Regions from separate parts of the Homo sapiens genome. Here region 2 is linked to region 1. The links are chromatin loops, found by intact Hi-C in ENCODE. Cell type or tissue: mammary epithelial cell. All regions are shown on one strand. Each heading gives the region's core, and the rest is flanking DNA. Links, peaks and the distances in the headings are about the cores only.

What was found. Peaks named below come from ENCODE experiments on the same cell type or tissue, not always from the same donor. Only the 100,000 strongest peaks of a DNase experiment are listed, where the experiment ranks them.
Region 2: it touches region 1 in a loop (10-fold over the local background); 2 of 110 quality-filtered maps call a loop at or near these places.

The regions. Positions count from the first base shown.
Region 1 is chr10:30,236,915-30,246,706 of GRCh38, forward strand. No RefSeq gene overlaps it. Among named protein-coding and RNA genes, the nearest start is that of MTPAP, 110 kb to the right of the region's middle. In mammary epithelial cell, for the core only: a CTCF peak has its summit at 4,414 (motif pointing left); a DNase peak (open chromatin) is centred at 4,377; H3K27me3 peaks cover 120 bases.
Region 2 is chr10:30,146,676-30,156,467 of GRCh38, forward strand. No RefSeq gene overlaps it. Among named protein-coding and RNA genes, the nearest start is that of JCAD, 92 kb to the left of the region's middle. RefSeq lists an enhancer at 5,346-5,395 and a silencer at 8,918-8,977. In mammary epithelial cell, for the core only: a CTCF peak has its summit at 5,402 (motif pointing right); a DNase peak (open chromatin) is centred at 5,566; H3K27ac peaks cover 809 bases.

The sequences.
Region 1 (9,792 bases), core at 674-8,673:
AACAATCTTTAGTGCTGAAGGAAGTACATTGTCATCTTTTCAATGTTGACTGTAAAGTGAAATGGTGCAAATTTTCCAGAGCACAGTTTGCAAAATGGACCAAAACTTTTAAATATGCACTCCCAGCAATTATACTTGGAGGAAATACTGATATGTGTGCAGAAATTTGTCTACAAGGATGTTCTAATGAATTATTTATAGTATCAGAAACCTGAGACCTGAATATCCCACAATTAAGAGAGTTGTTAAATTACTCCTCATGCTATTGCTCATATTACTAATATTAGTGGTAAATGATAATATTTATTAAGAGTCCACTACGTGCCAGGCGATGTTCTAAACACTTTACCGATTAACATATTTTAATCTCCATTACAACAATGTGAGATAGATATTATCTTTCTCATTTTAGAGATAAGGAAACTCATTAAGTAAATAATGGGATTAACATTTTTAAATTAAAAAAGAGAAAGAAAAGAAAACTAAAAGTACACGGAAATTAGTAATTTGCCTGAAGTCACCTAACGATCAAATAGAAGAGCCAAGAGCCACCATTTGATCTGATGGAGTTAGTCTCCAGAACCACATGTCACATGCATTGGTTAGGTTATGGAGGCATAAAACACATGTTCTAAGAAACACTGTGTTTTAATAACACTAACCATGTGAAACAATACGTATCATACATCCTAATATTGTAAAAACACACATGTATGCTCGTATAAAAGTCATATTTATACACAGGCATATTTAGGCACAAGCACGAAAGCGTCATACACTAAAATATGCATGATCTCTGCCCTGGGTACCAGGATTATGGGTAACTTTCTCCTTTGTGCTTTAGTTTTTATTTTCACAAGGAACACACATTACTCCTGAGATTTGAAACAAATAACACACAATTTCAAAAGTAAAGAAATCGATGTAGCTGGATGGGGGTGGGTGGGGGTGGAAGTCAGGGTCAGAAGGAAGGAGATGGTCTTGGCTGGGAATGGGGAGAGGTTAGTCAAAGGGTACAAAATTTCAGTTAGACTGAATGAAAGAGTTCTGGAGATTTATTGTACAGCATGAAGACTACAGTTAATAACAATGTAGCTAATGTAGCCTATACTTGAAAATTACTGAGAGTAGATCTTTAATGTTCTCCTCACAAAAAAAAGTACCTTATTAAGGCCATGTGTGGTGGCTCATGCCTATAATCCCAGCACTTTGGGAGGCCAAGCAGGGAGGATCATTTGAGCCCAGGAGTTCAAGACCAGCCTGGGCAACATAGTGAAACACCATCTCTTCAAAAAGTAAAAAAATTAGCCTCGCATGCTGGTGCATACCTGTGGTCCCTGCTGCTCTGGAAGCTGAGGTGGGAAGATCACTTGAGCCCAGAAGGTCAAGGCTGCAGTGAGCCATGACCGTGCCACTGCACTCCAGCCTGAGTGACAGAGGGAGACCATGCCTCAAAAGTAAAAATAAAAAATAAATTATTTTTTAAAATGATAAATATGTTAGGGAATGGATATGTACATTAGCTGAATTTAGCCATTTTACAATGTATGTGTAGTTCAAAACATCATATTATGTACTGTAACATATACAATTTTTGTCAGTTATACCTTAATAAAGCTGGGAGAATTAATTAATTAATTTTATTTATTTATTTATTTTTGAGACAGTGTCTCTCTCCCATCACCCAGGATGGAGTGCAGTGGCACAATCATGGCTCACTGCAGCCTCCACTTCTGTAGCTCAGGTGGTCCTCTTCCCTTGGCCTCCTGAGTAGCTGGGACTATAGGTGTAGGCCACCGTGCCTGGCTAATTTTTTGTATTTTTAGTAAGTAGAAATGGGGTTTCTCCATGTTGCCCAGGCTGGTCTCAAACTCCTGGGCTCAAGCGATCCTCCCACCTCAGCCTCCCAAAGTGCTGGGATTACAGACATGAGCCACCGCATCTGGCCTAATTAATGTATTATTTTTTTAAAAAGAAGAAGAAAGAAGATGATCGTCCCCTGGCCCGGCAGGAAGCTTCTTTGTTTCTGGGGCTTCCTGGTCTAACGCTACATTTCCCCAGCACCCAAGCCAGCCAGGTTTTTTCCCGCAAGCCCCACGTCTCCAGCTGTGTCTCTTGGCAGCTATCTGAGCCGCCCTGGGTCAGCTGCTTACCCTTTGTTTTCTGAGTCCAGCCCAAGAAGACACTCAATAACCTGTAGAGACGCATAGGTGTTTCCTTTATGTCATCTCAGGAAATGGGCCCAGGTGTACAGTTCATAGTGGGAGACAAAAGTAATTCATTTAATTCATTCAACATATGTTTACTGAGCACCTAGACATGTGACAAATGCCATGCTTTTAGGTCATGCAACCTTGAATTCAAGGACATTAACTTAAAAATTTAATCAGCCTCTTCCACCATACTGTTCTGGTGCTTTTTGTTGTGGTGGAGGTTGTTAAACAAAGATCACAACAATAACGTTGCCTTTGACATAGATATAAACCATAAACGCCTCCTCTGGCAAGATTACAAAAATTCTACCTCCGAGAATAAGGCTTCCCTGGTTCATAAATAAGTTCATGCATGCTAACAAAGGCCCCAGGAATTATTCTACTGCAACTAATTTAGATCCTTCATTGAGTTCCTCAGTGTTTAATCAAGGCTGTGCCGCATCCGTACCCATTACCGAAATAAAATAAAGTCTGTACCACATAGGAAATGTGCACCTACAATATTACTTTTCTAGTCTCACGTTTTAATTGGAAAATTGGTAGTCCCATTTGAATGAAATCATCCTGCATAACAGATTCAGAAAATGATTCCTGCTGAAAGAACATTTTTCATCTCACTTTGCCTAAGTCTGAACCACAGTCTGACTAGGATGATAGCCCTTTTAGGTTTGACTTCACCCTCAGGAAATACCTTCAGCTTTTTGGGAGGGAAACCTGGGGGATTTTTTTCAGTGAGATCACTGTTTTAAAAAATATCTTCCTCACTTCTGTAGAACCTTGGCTTCTCAGCACCTCTTACAAAAGCACTACGTAGATCAACAGATCAGAACGCTTTGCAATTGTAGTGCCCCTTGATTTAAAATGCTGCTCTTGGGCCAGGCGCAGTGGCTCACACCTGTAACTCAGGAGGCTGAGTGTGGAGGATCGCTTGAGGCCAGAAGTTGGAGCTCAGCCTGGGCAACATAGTGAGACCCCGTCTCTAAACAGTAAAAAATAAAATGCTGCTCTTTAAATTGATGTTAGCTTTTTATCTGTTACGACTTCTGTTACTTTTCATTGTTGAGATGCTAAGGGGACCTCACTCAGTGGGAAAACATTTTACCAAGAAAAAAATCAGTCTAAGGAAATGCAAATGAAATTATTTATTTGTTTTCGAGACAGGGCCTTGTTCTGTCACCCAGGGTAGAATACAGTGGCACGATCTCAGCTTACTGCAACCTCTGCCTCCTGGGCTCAAGTGATCCTCCCACCTCAGCCTCCCAAAGTGCTGAGATTACAGATGTGAGCCATCACCCTCAGCCTAATTTATTATTTTTTAAAAAAAGAAAAAGACTGGGCGTGGTGTTTCACGCCTATAATCCCAGCACTTTGGGAAGCCAAGGCAGGTGGATTGCCTGAGGTCAGGAGTTCGGGACCAGCCTGTCTAACATGGTGAAACCTCATCTCTACTAAAAGTACAGAAATTAACCCAGTGTGGTGGTGGGCACCTGTAGTCCCAGCTACTTGGGAGGCTGAGATAGGAGAATCACTTGAATCTGGGAGGCAGAGGTTGCAGTGAGCCAAGATCATGCCACTGCACTCCAGCCTGGGTGACAGAGCAAGACTCCATCTCAAAAAAAAAAAAAAAAGAAAAGAAGAAAGAAGGAAGAAGGAGAGGGAGAAGAAGAAGGAAGAGGAGGAGGAAAGGAAGAAAGAAAGAAAGAAAGAAAGAAAGAAAGAAAGAAAGAAAGAAAGAAGAAAAAGAAAGGAAGGAAAGGAAGGAAGGAAGGAAAGGAAGAAAGGAAGGAAAAGAACGAAAGAAAGAAAGAAAGAAGGAAAAGATGATCATCCCCAGGCCCAGTAGGAAGCTTCTTTGTTTCTGGGGCTTCCTGGTCTAATACCACATTTCCCCAGCACCCAAGCCAGAAGATGTATTGTGGTCCATCCCTAGAAGGGAGATTTTCCAGAGGTTTTCAGAAGCACTGCAGAGTACATTTGACTAAAACTACCTATGCACTGAACCCGGTCCCAGAGTGGTAATCCATTATATAGTGAAGCTGTAGGGAAAGGAACAATTACCTTGACTCCTCAAAAATACATAGTTGATAAGCAGCAAGCTGATGATGACATAGTTCTAAGCTCTCCCACATTAACCAATGGACCCACAGGCATTGGAGAAAAAAATAAACAAACAAACCACTGAGCTCCCTCTGCAGGTCCCTGAGAGTAATAACTGGCCACCTTTCCATTCTTGGGTTCCTTGAAAAAATAGAAGATGGTAGTCAGCAGAAACTACAATTACTTTAAAATAAAATGAAATGTGCTGAAACCAAAAAAGAAGAAAAAAGCCAACAACTTTCTGTTGTGCATTTTATAGTAGCAGAGCAAAATGCAGTATTTTAAACAAGTATGTAAAATAGAAACCGTCCTGGTAATTTCAGTTTCATGAAAAAATTCAGCAGCATGAATAAAATAGCATTACCAATTAAAGTGTAAATCCAGGCTGCAAGTTATGATTTCCAGCTCCAATGTAGAGAAGCCTCCCTCACATTTTGAAGCTGCTCTCATGAAAAAGGAATTGGTCAAAGATGACAGGAGCACATAGAAATCTATTTTCCCCCTTGCACCTGTGAATTTCAGTCTGCTCTTTGATAATACTGCGCCATTCTCCTCATGACTAAAACGAGAATGGGCTAGATCATTTTTGAGGTTCCTTTAAGCTCTAAGAAGGAACAAACATGTGAGAGCCATCATAGGTATCTGTCACCAAAGTGTATGTTAAAGAGAGGACGGTTTCTATCTCCAAGTTGGTGTAGAGGGTATAATCAGAAGACCTAGGGTCAAGTTCCATCTCTGCCATAACTCTTGGTGAGATTTTGAGTGAGTCACCTCTCTCAGTGTCAGTCTACTCATCTGTAAAAATAAGAACACTGGGGCCAGGCACGGTGGCTCATGCCTGTAATCTCAGCACTTTGGGAGGCCAAGGTAGGCGGATCACCTGAGGTCAGGAGCTCGAGACCAGCCTGGCCAACATGGTGAAACCCCGTCTCTACTAAAATACAAAAATTAGCCAGACATGATGGCAGGTGCCTGTCGTCCCAGCTACTCAGGAGGCTGAGGCAGGAGGATCCCTTGAATCCGGGAGGTGGAGGTTGCAGTGAGCCGAGACCGCGCCACTGCACTCCAGCCTGGGTGACAGAGCAAGACCCTGTCTGAAAAAGAAAAAGAATACTGAAAACAGTCACTCAGCATTTTGGGAAGCCCAGGTGGGAGGATGAGCTCAGCCTGGGCAACATAGTAAGACCCCCATTTCTTACCAAAAAAAAAAAAGTAGATGAGTAAACATAATGGAAAAAAAAACTCTATAGTAGCAATAAAAAAAGATAAACAATCTAAGAACAAACCTAACAGGAAATGGGCATGATTTATATGAAGAAAACTTTAAACACACTACTGAGAGAAACAAAAAAATGTAAACAAATGGGAGGGTACATCACGTTTGCAGGAAGACAAAACATCACGTAGATGTTAATTCTTTCTAAATTCATCTATTAATTTAATACAATCCCAATAAAAATACCAACCAGGTTTTGTTGGAAATTGGCAGATTCTAAAGTTCATATTAAAAACTAAACAGACAGCAACCAGCCTGGCCAACATGGTGAAACTCCGTTTCTACTAAAAACTTAAAAATTAGCCAGGCATGGTGGCGTGCACCTGTAGTCCCAGCTACTCAGGAGGCTAAGGCAGGAGAATTGGTTGAGTCCATAAAGCAAAGGTTGCAGTGAGCCACTGCACTCCAGCCTGGGTGACAGAGCAAAAACTCCATTTCAAAAAAACAACAACAACAAAAAACAAATAACAACAACAAAAAAGCAAGGGAGTTTCTGAAAATAAGAGTGATAAGCCATTTCAGATATTAAAACATAAAGTTGTAAAGTTAAAACAGTATGATATATTGGCACATGAATAGACAAATCAATACAAAAAAACAGACCCCAATACAAATTGACATTTACTATATATTAAAGGTAGGATTTAAATTCCTGAGAAAAAGATGGATTATTTAATAAATGGTGGTAGGACAAATGGGTAGCCACCTAGAAAAAAATAAATTAGATACTATTCATATATTATACTAGGATAAATTCCAGATACATTTTTGCTAGTTTGGTTTTGGAGACAGAGTCTTCCTCTCTCACCCAGGCTGGAAGCCATCTTGGCTTACTGCAACATCCGCCTCCTGGGTTCAAGTAATTCTCCTGCCTCAGCTTCCTGAGTAGCTGGGATTACAGGTGCGCAATACCACGCCCAGCTAATTTTTGTATTTTTAGTAGAGACAGGTTTTCATCATGTTGGCCAGGCTGCTCTTGAACTCCTGGCCTCAAGTGATGTGCCTGCCTCGGCTTCTCAAAGTGCTGGGATTATGGGTGTGACCCACCAGTGCCTGGCCCAAATTCTGGATACTGTAAAGTCTTAAATGCAAGCAATAAAATCACAAAGAATTAGAAGAAAAAATGAGATAATTTTAAAATAATCCTGAAATGGGGAAGCCTTTCTTAGCTCTAAGCAAAGAAAAAAAAATTAATATATTTTATCATATAAAATTAAAAATATTTACATAGCAAAAGCTACAATACCAAAGTCAAAGGACAAATGGCAAATGAGGGGGCTCATTGTAGTCAAGGAACTAATCTCCCTAATTTAGAAATAATTATCATAAAACAATAGAAAAGATAATTAAAAGTTTTACAAAAGCTATAGTTAACAGAATAGAAAATTCAAATGAGCCTAAAACTCTAAAAGATACTCAACCTAACTTATGAGAAAATAAATGCAAAGTAAAACAATGACACCAGTTTTTACTTATATTAGAAAAAAATTGATGCTACTCTCTTGGTGAGGGTTTAAAGTAATAGGCACCCTCGGCCAGGCACAGTGGCTCATGCCTGCAATCTCAGCATTTTGGGAGGCCGAGGCAGGAGGAACACTTGAGGTCAGGAGTTCGAGACCAGCCTGGCCAACATGGTGAAACCCCGTCTCTACTAAAAATAATAATAATTTAAAAAATAGCCAGTGTGTAGTGACGCACGCCTGTAATCCCAGCTACCTGGGAAGCTGAGCGGGGAGAATCACTTGAACCTGGGAGGCGGAGGTTGCAGTGAGCCAAAATTTTGCCACTGCACTCTGGCTTGGGTGACAGAGTGACTCAGTCTCAAAAAAATAATAAAATAAAATAAAAATTAAAAATAAAGTAATAGGCACTCTCACACATTGCTGAGAAGGCAGATTGGAAGTACTCTCAAAATTACAAATGCACAAACCCTTTGGCCCAGGAAGTCTATTTCTAGGAATTTATCCCACACATACATTAATACATAATACATTAATACATAAAACAAGTAACAATGATGCAATATATTATTTGCAGCATTGTTTACAATTGCAAAAAAAAAAAAAACACTAGAAACAAATTTCTGACAGTAGGAGGCTGGTTAAATAAATGATAATTTATCCATTCAAAGGAAATGTTTGCAGCTCTAAAAATGGATGAGGAAACACTTAATATCTGATCTAGAATAATTACCATGATACAATGACAAATGGAGGAGAGAGACAAAACAATGGGGAAAAATGTGTCTTTGCAGAAGCATGAAAGATGTCTAGGAAGATACACAAGAAGCTTATAAAAATGGGTGCCAGTGTCAAGAACACCTGGGTGGCATGAGACAGGATGAGAGAAAGACTTTTTGCTGTGTTTTCACTGTATATCCTTTAGTAAATTTTGAATTTTGAACTAAGTGAAAGTTTTACCTCCAAAGAATAAAATTATAGGCTGGGCACCGTGGCTCACACCTGTAATCCCAGTTACTCAGGAGGTTGAGGCAGGAGAATTGCTTGAACCCGGGAGATGGAGGTTGCAGTAAGCCAAGATGATGCCATTTCATTCCAGCCTGGGTAACAGAGCGAGACTCTGTCTCAAAATAAATAAGTAAATAAATAAAGAATTAAATTATATTTAGCCCTGCTCCCTGATTTCAGGGGAAGTGCTAAAGGTCATAATCTATATAAAGTACATGGTCTATGCACAGGAGGTGCTGGACAAATGGTTATTAAGCCATGAGTAAGCATCGTCCTGTGGAGCGAGGGCTCTGTCTCTTGTCGCAGCAGTGTCAATGCTCCTGGTCCACTCTCTCCCAGGAAGAGACCCCTCAGGCACTCAGTGAGACCACTGGCTGACTTTCCTTTTCATTCTTTTGATCTGTTTGAATCCTATATGAAACTCATTTTAGGCTCAAATCTAACTCCCTGTTATAATTGTATTAAAAAGATGGAAAATTGGCGAGGCTCGGTGGCTCATTCCTATAATCCCAGCACTTTGGGAGGCCAAGGGAGTAGGGTCACTTGAGTTCAGGAGTTCAAGACCAGCCTGGGCAACATAGGGAGAGCTCAACTCTAAAAAAATTTAAAAAATCAGCCAGGCGTGGTGGCAAGAGCCTGTGGTCCCAGATACTTAGGAGGCTGAGGTGGGGGGTCACTTGGGCCCGGGACGGCTGCAGTGAGCCGTAATTGGGCCACCGCACCACTGCACTCCAGTCTGGGGGACAGAGCAAGATCCTGTCTCTAAAGAAAAGAGATGGAAAACTGAAACTCTCATGAAGTTTGTGCTAAAAAGACTGAAGAGGGAAGTTGCCTTTGAGAGACTTTCTGTAAGGCCTGGAAAACAAAAACAAACAAACAAAAATAGATTAACCCAGACTCTGAGAGACTGGAGAAAGTGCAAACAGAATTCGTGCTGCGTGTGCATAGACTTGTTTACTGGACAAATGAGGGCAGCACTGTTTCCCTAGCTGGGGCCTCTGAGAATCAAATCACCAGAGGCATGCCATCTTTTTAGTCAACTATAAGTGAGGCAGGAATTAACAAGATTGATTAGAGGACAAGTGAGCCCCACCACATTCTAGACCAGGATCCCTGCAGACTGTCTGGGCTCTGTGAAGTCTGTATTATTGGCCTGTGACAAGAAAAATGCAGAAATTCAAAGTAAGAGTATAGGATATAATGTCTATTGAATCTGACATTTAAAAATCAAGCTTGCATTTTACATTTCCTTTTTATTTATTTATTTATTTATTTTGAGACGGAGTCTAGCTCTGTCACCCGGGCTGGAGTGTGGTGGTGCAATCTTGGCTCACTGCAACCTCCACCTCCCAGGTTCAAGTGGTTCTCCTGCCTCAGCCTCCCTAGTAGCTGGGATTACAGGTGTCCACCACCACGCTTGGCCAATTTTTTTGTATTTTTAGTAAAGATGGGGTTTCATCATGTTGGCCAGGCTCGTCTCAAACTCCTGAGCTCAAGTGATCCGCCCACCTTGGCCTCCCAAAGTGCTGGGATTACAGGTGTGAGCCACCATGCCCGGCCCTTGATTTTATTTTTTTCCAGTAATTCTTTTTTATTTCCACTTTACAAAAGTATCAGTCCAAAACAAACTTGAAGTTTCCTTTAAAAAGCAACAGAAACACCAATTCTTCACTAGAGATAGTTTGAGATGCACTGTTCTAAACCATATTTTCATCTATGCAGAATGTGAAGTTCCACT
Region 2 (9,792 bases), core at 650-8,649, 90 kb before region 1:
CTATGGCTGAGTAGTATTCCATGGTAGATACATAGAACAGTTTCTTTATTCACTCTGATTGATGGGCATTTGGGCTGGTTCCATATTTTTGCAGTTGCAAATTTTGCTGCTGTAAACATGCGTGTGCAAGTATCTTTTTCATATAATAACTTCTTTTCCTCTTGGTAGATAACTAATAGTGGGATTACTGGATCAAATGGTAGATCTACTTTTAGTTCTTTAGGGAATCTCCACGCTGCTTTCCATAGTGGTTGTACTAGCTTACATTCCCGATAACAGTGTAAAAGTGTTCCCTTTTCACGGCATTCACGCCAACATTTACTTTCTTTTTGATTTTTTGATTAGGGCTGTTCTTGCTGGAGTAAGGTGGTATCGCATTGTGGTTTTGATTTGCATTTCTCTGATAATTAGTGATGTTGAGCATATTTCCATATGCTCATTGGCCATTTGTACATCTTTTTTTTTGAGAATTGTCAATTCATGTCCTTAGCCCACTTTTTGATGGGATTGTCTTTTTTTTCTTGCTAATTTGTTTGAGTTTGTTGTAGATTCTGGATATTAGTCCTTTGTCAGATGTATACATTGTAAAGATTTTCTCCCACTCTGTGGGTTGTCTATTTACTCTGCTGATTATTTCTTTGCTGTGCAGAAGCTTTGTAGTTTAATTAAGTCCCATCTATTTATCTTTGTTTTTGTTGCATTTGCTTTTGGGTTCTTGGTCATAAAGTCTTGCCTAAGCCAATGTTTAGAAGGGTTTTTCTGACATTATCTTCTAGAATCTTTATGGTTTCATGTCTTAGATTTAAGTCTTTGATCCCTCTTGAGTTGATTTTTGTATGACAGGTGAGGATCCGGTTTCATTCTTCTACATGTGGCTTACCAATTATCCCAGCACCATTTGTTGAATAGGATGTCCTTTCTTTACTTTATGTTTTTGTTTGTTTTGTTGATGACCAGTTGGCTATGAATATTTGGCTTTATTTCTGGGTTCTCTATTCTGTTCCAGCAGTCTATGTGCCTATTTTTAAAACAGTACCATGCTGTTTTGGTGACTATAGCCTTATAGTACACTTTGAAGTCAGGTAATGAGATGCTTCCAGATTTGTTCTTTTTGCTTAGTCTTGCTTTGGCTATGCAGGCTCTTTTTTTTTTTTTTTTTTTTTTTTTTTTGGTTCTATATGAATTTTAGGGTTGTTTCTTCTAGTTCTGTGAAGAATGCTGATGGTATTTTGATGGGAATTGCATCGAATTTGTAGATTGCTTTTGGCAGTATGGTCATTTTCACAATATTGATTCTACCCATCCATGAGCATGGGATATGTTTCCATTTGTTTGTACCATCTATGATTTCTTTCAGCAGTATTTTGTAGTTTTCCTTGTAGAGGTCTTTCAGGTCCTTGGGGTTAGGTATATTTCTAAGTTTTTTTTTTTTTTTTCAGCTATTAGGAAAAGGGTTGAATTCTTAATTTGATTCTCAGCTTAGTTGCTGTTGGTCTATAGCAGAGCTACTGATTTGTGTACATTAATTTTGTATCCTGAAACTTTGCTGAATTCATTTACCAGTTATAGGATCTTTCTGGATGAGTCTTTAGGGTTTTCTAGGTATACGATCATATCATCAACAAACAGTGACAGTTTGACTTCCTCTTTACTGATTTGGATGCCCTTGATTTCTTTCTCTTGTCTGACTGCTCTGTCTAGGACTTCCAATACTATGTTGAATAGAGGTGGTGAAAGTGGGCATCCTTGTCTTGTTCCAGTTCTCAGCGAGAATGCTTTCACCTTTTTCCCATTCAGTATAATGTTGGCTGTGGGTTTGTTGTAGACGGCTTTTATTACCTTAAGGTATGTCCCTGGTATGCTGATTTTGCTGAGGGTTTTAATCAAAGGGATGCTGAATTTTGTCAAATGCTTTTTCTGTGTCTATTGAGATGATCATGTGATTTTTGTTTTTAATTCCATTTACGTGGTATATTACATTTATTGACCTACGTATGTAGGTCATACCTGCATCCCTGGCATGAAACCCATTTGATCATGGTAGATTATCTTTTTGATATGCTGTTGGATTCAGTTTGCTAGTATTTTGTTGAGGATTTTTGTATCTATGTTCATCAGGGATATTGGTCTGTGGTTTTCTTTGTTATGTCCTTTGCTGGTTTGGGTATTAGGGTGATAGTGGCTTCATATAACGATTTAGGGAGGATTCCCTTTTTACCTTGTGGAATAGTGTGAATAGGATTGGTACCAATGCTTCTTTGAATGTCTAATAAAATTCAGCTGTGAATCTGTCTGGTCCTGAACTTTTTTTGTTGGCAATTTTTTAATTACCATTTCAGTCTCGCTGCTTGTTACTGGTATGTTCAGAGATTTTATATCTTCCTGGTTTAATCTAGGAGGATTGTATATTTCCAAGAATTTATCCATCTCCTCTAGGTTTTCTAGTTCATGCACGTAAAGGTGCTCATAGAGGCCTTGAAAAATCTTTTGTATTTCTGTAGTATGAGTTGCAATATCTCCCATTTTTCTTCGAATTGAGCTTGTTTGAATATTTTCTCTTCTTTTCTTGGTTAATCTTGCTAATGGTCTATCAATTTTGTTTATCTTTTCAAAGAACTAGCTTTTTGTTCCACTTATCTTTTGTATTTGTTTGTTTGTTTGTTTTTTTGTTTCAGTTTCATTTAGTTCTGCTCTGATCTTTGTTATTTCTTTTATTCTGCTGGGTTTGATTTTGGATTGTTCTTCTTTCCCAAGTTCTGTGGCGTGTGACCTTAGATTGTCTATTTGTGGTCTTTCAGACTTTTTGATGTAGGCATTTAATGCTATGAACTTTCCTCTTAGCATCACTTTTGCTGTATCACAGAGGTTTTGATAGATTGTGTTCCTATTATTGTTCAGTTCAAATAATTTTCAAATTTCCATCTTGATTTCATTGTTGATCCAATATCATTCAGGAGAAGGTTATTTAATTTTCATGTATTTGCAAGATTTTAGGGTTCCTTTTGGAGTTGATTTCCAACTTTTTTCCACTATGGTCTGAGAGAGTACTCGACATAATTTAGATTTTCTTAAATTGACTGAGACTTGTTTTGTGGCCTGTCATATGGTCTACCTTGGAGAATGTTCCATGTGCTGATGAATAGAAGGTATATTCTGCAGTTATTGGGTAGGATGTTCTATAAATATCTGTTAAGTCCATTTCTTGTAGGGAATAGTTTAAGTTCATTGTTTCTTTGTTGACTTTCTGTCTTGATGACCTGTCTAGTGCTATCAGTGGAGTATTAAAGTCCCCCACTATTATTGTGTTGCCATCTATCTCATTTCTTAGGTCTAGTAGTTACTGTTTAACGAATTTGGGAGCTCCAGTGTTAAATGCATATATATTTAGAATTGTGACATTTTCCTGTTGGACTCATCCTTTTATCATTATGTAATGTCTCTTTGTCTTTTTTAACTGCTGTTGCTTTAAAGTTTGTTTTGTCTCATATGAGAATAACTACTCCTGCTCACTTTCAGTGTCCATTTGCATGGAATATCTTTTTCCACCCCCCTACCTTAAGTTTATGTGAGTACTTGTGTGTTAGGTGAGTCTCCTGAAGACAGGAAAAACTTGGTTGCTGAATTCTTATCCATTCTGTCATTTGGTATCTTTTAAGTGGGGCATTTAGGCCATTTACATTTAATGTTAGTATTGAGATATGAGGTACTATTATATTCATTGGGTTATTTGTTGCCTTAATACCTTATTTTTTAAATTTTGTTATTGTTATATAAGTCATGTGAGATTAATGCTTTAAAGAGGTTCTATTTTGGTGTATTTTGAGGATTTGTTTCAAGATTTAGAGCTCCTTTTAGCAGTTCTTATAGTGCTGGCTTGATGGTGGCAAATTTCTCAGCAATTGTCTGTCTGGAAAAGATTGTATTTTTCCTTCATTTATGAAGCTTAGTTGAGCTGGATACAAACTTCTTGGCTGATAATTGTTTTGTTTAAGGAGGCTAAAAATAAGACCCCAATCTGTTTTAGTCTGTAGGGTTTCTTCTGAGAAATCTCCTGTTAATTTGACAGGTTTTCCTTTATAGGCTACTTGATGTTTTTGCCTTACAGCTCTTAAGATTATTTCCTTCATTTTGACTTTAGATAACATGATGGCTACGTGCCTAGGCAATGATCTTTTTGCAATGAATTCCCCAGGTGTTCTTTAATCTTCTTATATTTAGATGTCTAGATCTCTAGCAAGGCTGAGGAAATTTTCCTCCATTATTCCCTCAAATATGTTTTCCAAACTTTTAGATTCCTCTTCTTCCTTGGAACACCAATTATTTTTAGGTTTGGACATTTGACATAGTCCCAAACTTCTTGGAGGCTTTAGTTCATTTTTAAATTATTTTTTCTTTGTCTGTTATGGATTGGGTTAATTCAAAAGCCTTGTCTTTGAGCTCTTAAGTTCTTTCTTCAGAGTTGCACGTAGTCATCAGGTTATCCAAAGTCAAGAAGAAGGAAAGAATTTCAAGAATCTTTCTTGTTCAGTTCTATTGCTGAGACTTTCCAATGCCTTTTTCATTTCTCTAAGTGCATCCTTGATTTCAAGAAGTTGTGATTGTTTTTTATTTATGCTATTTATTTCACTGAAGAATTTTCCTTTCATATCTTGTATCATGTTTTTGATTTAAGTTGGACTTCACCATTCTCTGATGCCTCCTTGATTAGCTTAATCATTGACCTTCTGAATTCTTTTCTGGCAATTCAGAGATTTTTGTCTTGGTTTGGATCCATTGCTGGTGAGCTGGTATGATCTTTTGGGGGCGTTAAATAACCTTTTTTTTTTTTAATCATTTTACCAGAATTGTTTTTCTGGTTCCTTCTCATTTGGGTAGACTAAGTCAGAGGGAAGATCCGGGATTCAAAGGTTGCTGTTCAGATTCTTTTGTCCCATGAGGTGCTCCCTTGATGTGGTTTTCTCCCCCTTCCCCTAGGAATGGGGTTTCCTGAGAGCTGAACCCTAGTGATTGATTTTGCCCTTCTAGGTCTAGCCACCCAGTGGAGCTACAGGGCTCTGGGCTTGTACGGGGGAGTGTCTGCAAAAAGTCCTGTCTTCAGGTCTTGCAGCTATGGATCCCAGCACCTGCTCCAGTAGAGGTAGCAGGGGAGTGAAGTAGACTCTGAGCGTCCTTTGTTATGTTTTTGTTTAGTGTGCTGGTTTTGTGTTGGTTGCCCTCCAGCCAGGAGGTGTTGCTTTCAAAAGCACATCAGCTGCAGTCCTATGGGGGGAATGCAAACTTGCCCTAAGGACACCTTGCTAAGTATTCAGGTTTCTCAGGAGGTGGGCAGGACCACAGAGCTCCCAAGAGATTATGATCTTTGTCTTTGGCTACCAGGGTGGGTAGAGAAAGGCCACCAGGTGGTGGCAGGGATAGGCAGGTCTGAGTTCAGTCTCTCCTTGAGCGTGGCTTGCTGTGGCTGTTGTGGGCGATAGGAGTGTGGTTCCCAGTCTAATGGAGTTATGTTGCCAGGGGGATAACAGCTGCCTCTGCTGAGTCATACAAGTGGCCAGCTAAGCGGGGGAAAGCCAGCAGTCACAGGCCTCACCCTGCTCCCATACAGCCAACAGTCCTAAAAGTCAGTCTCACTTCTACTGTGCCCCGCCCGGCAACAGCACCGAGTCTATTTCCAGGCAGCCAGTGACCAGGGCTGAGAACTTTCCCCAGACCATGAGCCTCCCCATTGAGAAAGCAAGCAGACTCACAGTTTTTTGGCGTCTCAGGGAGACTTCACTGGTGATCCAGTTCCTTCAAATGGTATTTGGATTCTCTTGGCTTTCCTGGTATGTTCCAGTGGTAGTTCTTGGAGCAAAAGTTCACGATGTGAGTCTCCACATGCTGCTCTGTCCATCCGAGCGGGAGCTGCAAGCTAGTCCTGCCTCCTATCTGCCATCTTAATCTGAATCGCTTTTTTGATACAGAGTCGCCAATAGCTGTGTTTTTCTACATAAGCTGTCCTCTGTGCCATGAAGAGTTTTAATGATACAGCATTTCTTTCTTTTTTTTTTTTTTTTTTTTTTTTGAGACGGAGTCTTGCTCTGTCGCTCAGGCTGTCGTGCAGTGGCGTGATCTCGGCTCACTGCAAGCTCTGCCTCCTGGGTTCACGCCATTCTCCCGCCTCAACCTCCCAAGTAGCTGGGACTACAGGTGCCCGCCATCACACTAGGCTAATTTTTTGTATTTTTAGTAGAGCTGGGGTTTCACCGTGTTCGCCAGGATGGTCTCCATCTCCTGACCTCATGATCCGCCTGCCTCTGCCTCCCAAAGTGCTGGGATTACAGGCGTGACCGTGCCCGGCCGATACAGCATTTCTTGAAAGAACCCATGAAAGAGCTAAAGCCAATGGTGCTAAGTTCTTAAGATGGCCCTGTAATTATTGAAGAGTTTGACTTCTTTGACTTCTACTTTAGGAATTGCTATACTCATCTGATTCACTTTTTGCTTCTTTTCTCCCTCACCAAATAACAGTCCCTACGGATGATAAGAGTGCTCCCTGATTGTTCCATGACCTTTCCAGGTGACTGCCACCTGCCCTTCAGACTTTGATGATGGTTTTTTTTGTTGTTTTTTTTTAAGCTTAGGCAATGACAGCTACATAATTGCTGATGTCTAGCCAACAGTGACTATAAAACACTGAATGTAAGACATCTATAAATTTCAGAAGCATTGAAACATCTAAAAATATATAATTTTAGAATTAATTTAAAAATGAGATATGAAGGTGCTCTTTAAACTTAGAAACACAGCTAAATGAGGAGTTATTAATGTGGCCTTGTAACAGCTGTTGTCACCCAGGACTGAGCAGTTGGCGTGTGTATGTATATTGTGCTGAAGTGGCTATGTTGTCTGGGGTATATACCCTGGATTCATCCTCTCATGCCAGGAAAATTTAGGACAGGGACACACGAGGAGTTTAGGAGTGGAGGTTTAACGGACAGAAGAAAAGAGAAAGAAGAAGAGCTCTCTCTATAGAGAGAGGGGTCTTCCGAACGGAAAAGACCATCTGGTAGCGGATGAACCCAATTTTACAGTCTGGCTTGAGGAGACAGTGTCTGATTTGCATAGGGCTCACAGATCGGTTGGATCAGGTTTGACATTTACATAGCGGGGGCGGGGGCGGGAAGGCTGGTCATCCCACCCTAATCTTACTATGCAAGTGAACTCTTCCCTTGGTTGGCGCCCTCTTGTCTGCTCCTTACTGTACACGTGGCTGGCTGAAAAGGGAAGATGGAGCCGCCATCTTGAACATGTCCAGTCCCTAGTTCCTGCCAGCATTCCCCCATGCAAGCTCCCAACTTGCTTGTCTGTGTCTGCAGCTCAACTTTACGGGCTGCTCTTCGTTAGAAAATGATTTGGGGCTGCTTTTCATTAAAAACAAAAGCCTCACTGAGGACTCCCATACCCTATCTGCCTAAGTGATTTCTTTTTAACCCCTATATCAGTGCCATTTTGACCCAGTCATTTTGATGAGTTCATTTTGACCTCATTTGACAATTTTTCATAGCTTTAATCACAGCATTAAATGTTGGAGTGATTTGTATGCTACCAGGAAATGAAAGCAACAGACACCGTCATCATCTCCACCCCCATCCCATCGCTTATCTTGCTCTGGAGTCTGACCTTGTCCATTGCCCCACACTCTCCTGGAGCTTGAGTCTTATCCTGAGGGAAGGTGGAGTGAAGCCCAGACAGGGTCAGGGTGCCTTGATTTAAAAAGCTGCCGTCCGTGGGCAGGTGGGCTTTGGGTATCAGTGGGACTGGGATTGGGGGAGGGCCACTGTCTGGACTCTAAAAGGGAACATTTACATTTAGGGTTAGAAAGAGTATGACAACCATGATTGACAAGACAGAGCATTGGTGGCTGAACCAAGATCAAGTACTAAACTGTATTAGTGTCTTCTCACACTGCTATAAACAAATACCTGTGGCTGGGTAATTTATTTTAAAAAAAGGAGAGAGAGAGATTTAATTGGCCCACAGGTCCACAGGCTGTACAGGAAGCATGGTGCTGGCATCTGCTCAACTTCTGGGAAGGCCTTAGGAAACTTTCAGTCATGGCAGAAGACAAAGGGGAAGCAGGCACGTCTTACATGACTGGAGCAGGAGGAAGAGAGGGAGTGGGGAGGTGCCACACACTTTAAAATGACCAGATCTCATGAGAACTCTATCATAAGAACAGCACCAATGAGATGGTGCTAAACTGCTCATGAAGGTTCCACTCTCCCATGACACAGTCACCTCCCACCAGGCCCCACCTCCAACATTGGGGATTACAGTGTGACATGGGATTTGGGTGGGGACACAAATCCAAATCAAATCAGTTAGCATTAGCCAAGAACACGTGGGGAATTCAAAGAGTTAAACAAATCAAGTCCCAGGCAGCACTAATTATCTGAGTACAATGATCAGCACATCTGGGTTGAAGACCTTCTATATACTTCCTCCCAGGGCAAGTACTGGATAGGGGATGGGCTGGCCCAAGTCTAAAGAAATGAATAGTAGATGAACTATAGCTGAAAGAGGTGAAGAGAACTGGGCCCGTGGTGGAGTCTGATTACTCCTGGTACACATGCAAGGCTGACACAGGCTCCGATACACTTTGAGCATCTTCATGCAAAGCAGAGTTCTTTCTCTGGCTCTCAGAAGGATTTTCTGATTATTTTCCATGGTCTTTCCCTGGAGTTGCCATGACTATCCTCAGTGGGACAGCTTAATTCCAGGTGTAGAAACAACAATAGATGCAGTTTCATCCAAAGTTGTTGAACCCAAGAAAAGATGATGACAACTCAAAACAAAAATGAAAGTTTCTTTAAGGCATGGCCACCTCACAGTCACACTCACAGCTGGAGTTTCCTGCTAACGTGACCCTTGAGTCTTTGGAGGTCCGGGCCAACTGACAAAACAATTTGTTCATGATGGTGGCTCAGTGACAAAGAGGAAATCGCTCATGGACTGCTGGGGCAGCCAAACCTGTCCAAAGAACACAGCTTTGTGGTACTGTAGCCACAGGGAACTACTGGGCGAGGAATTCTTTTATTTTCCACAGTGAGTGATCCAAAGATGACAAGCTCTGCAGGAAATCCTGGGTCCTATATACCTATATATATCCCCACCGCTGGTCCTATTCAGTCCTAATCAAGGACCATATCATCAATGAGCTTATCCACAATGACAAAGAAGAAAAACAAAACCCAGGTTGCAAACCCCTGCACACAACTTGCTTTTGACAGCACATCCCAGCGTTCTCCAGGAAAGAGGAAGCTATGGAAATGTTTAGTACAAGTAGCAGCAGGGCAGAGAGCTGCGGGAAGCCTGGCGTTGAAGGAATTGTTTTTATTTTTATTACTTAGTTGAGTTCATTTTGGTTACCTTTTTGGGCTGGTCAAAAAGTAAAGTTTTTGATTGGTAAGTCAATTTTTTTTTAGAAGTCAAAGAACACACACTATAATGAGGCCACATAATTAAGCAGTTTCTAATTTCCAATAAAATAAACTAAATTTATGGGCAGAAATTATCAAAGGCTTATCTACTTCACACAAGGCCAGAATAACTTCCATGACTTTATTAATGATTTCTTAGATATTATTCCCTCTTGCTGATGGGATGGTAACTTCTTTGAATGTATTATATGACACAGACCATCTTAGCAGACTGCAGTGAGGGATTATCCTGCTAGCCTTGAAGGAGGGAACTGTTGTGTGGGGAGGGGACCATGTGGCAGGGATCTATGGGTGGCTTCTGGAAGCTCAGAGT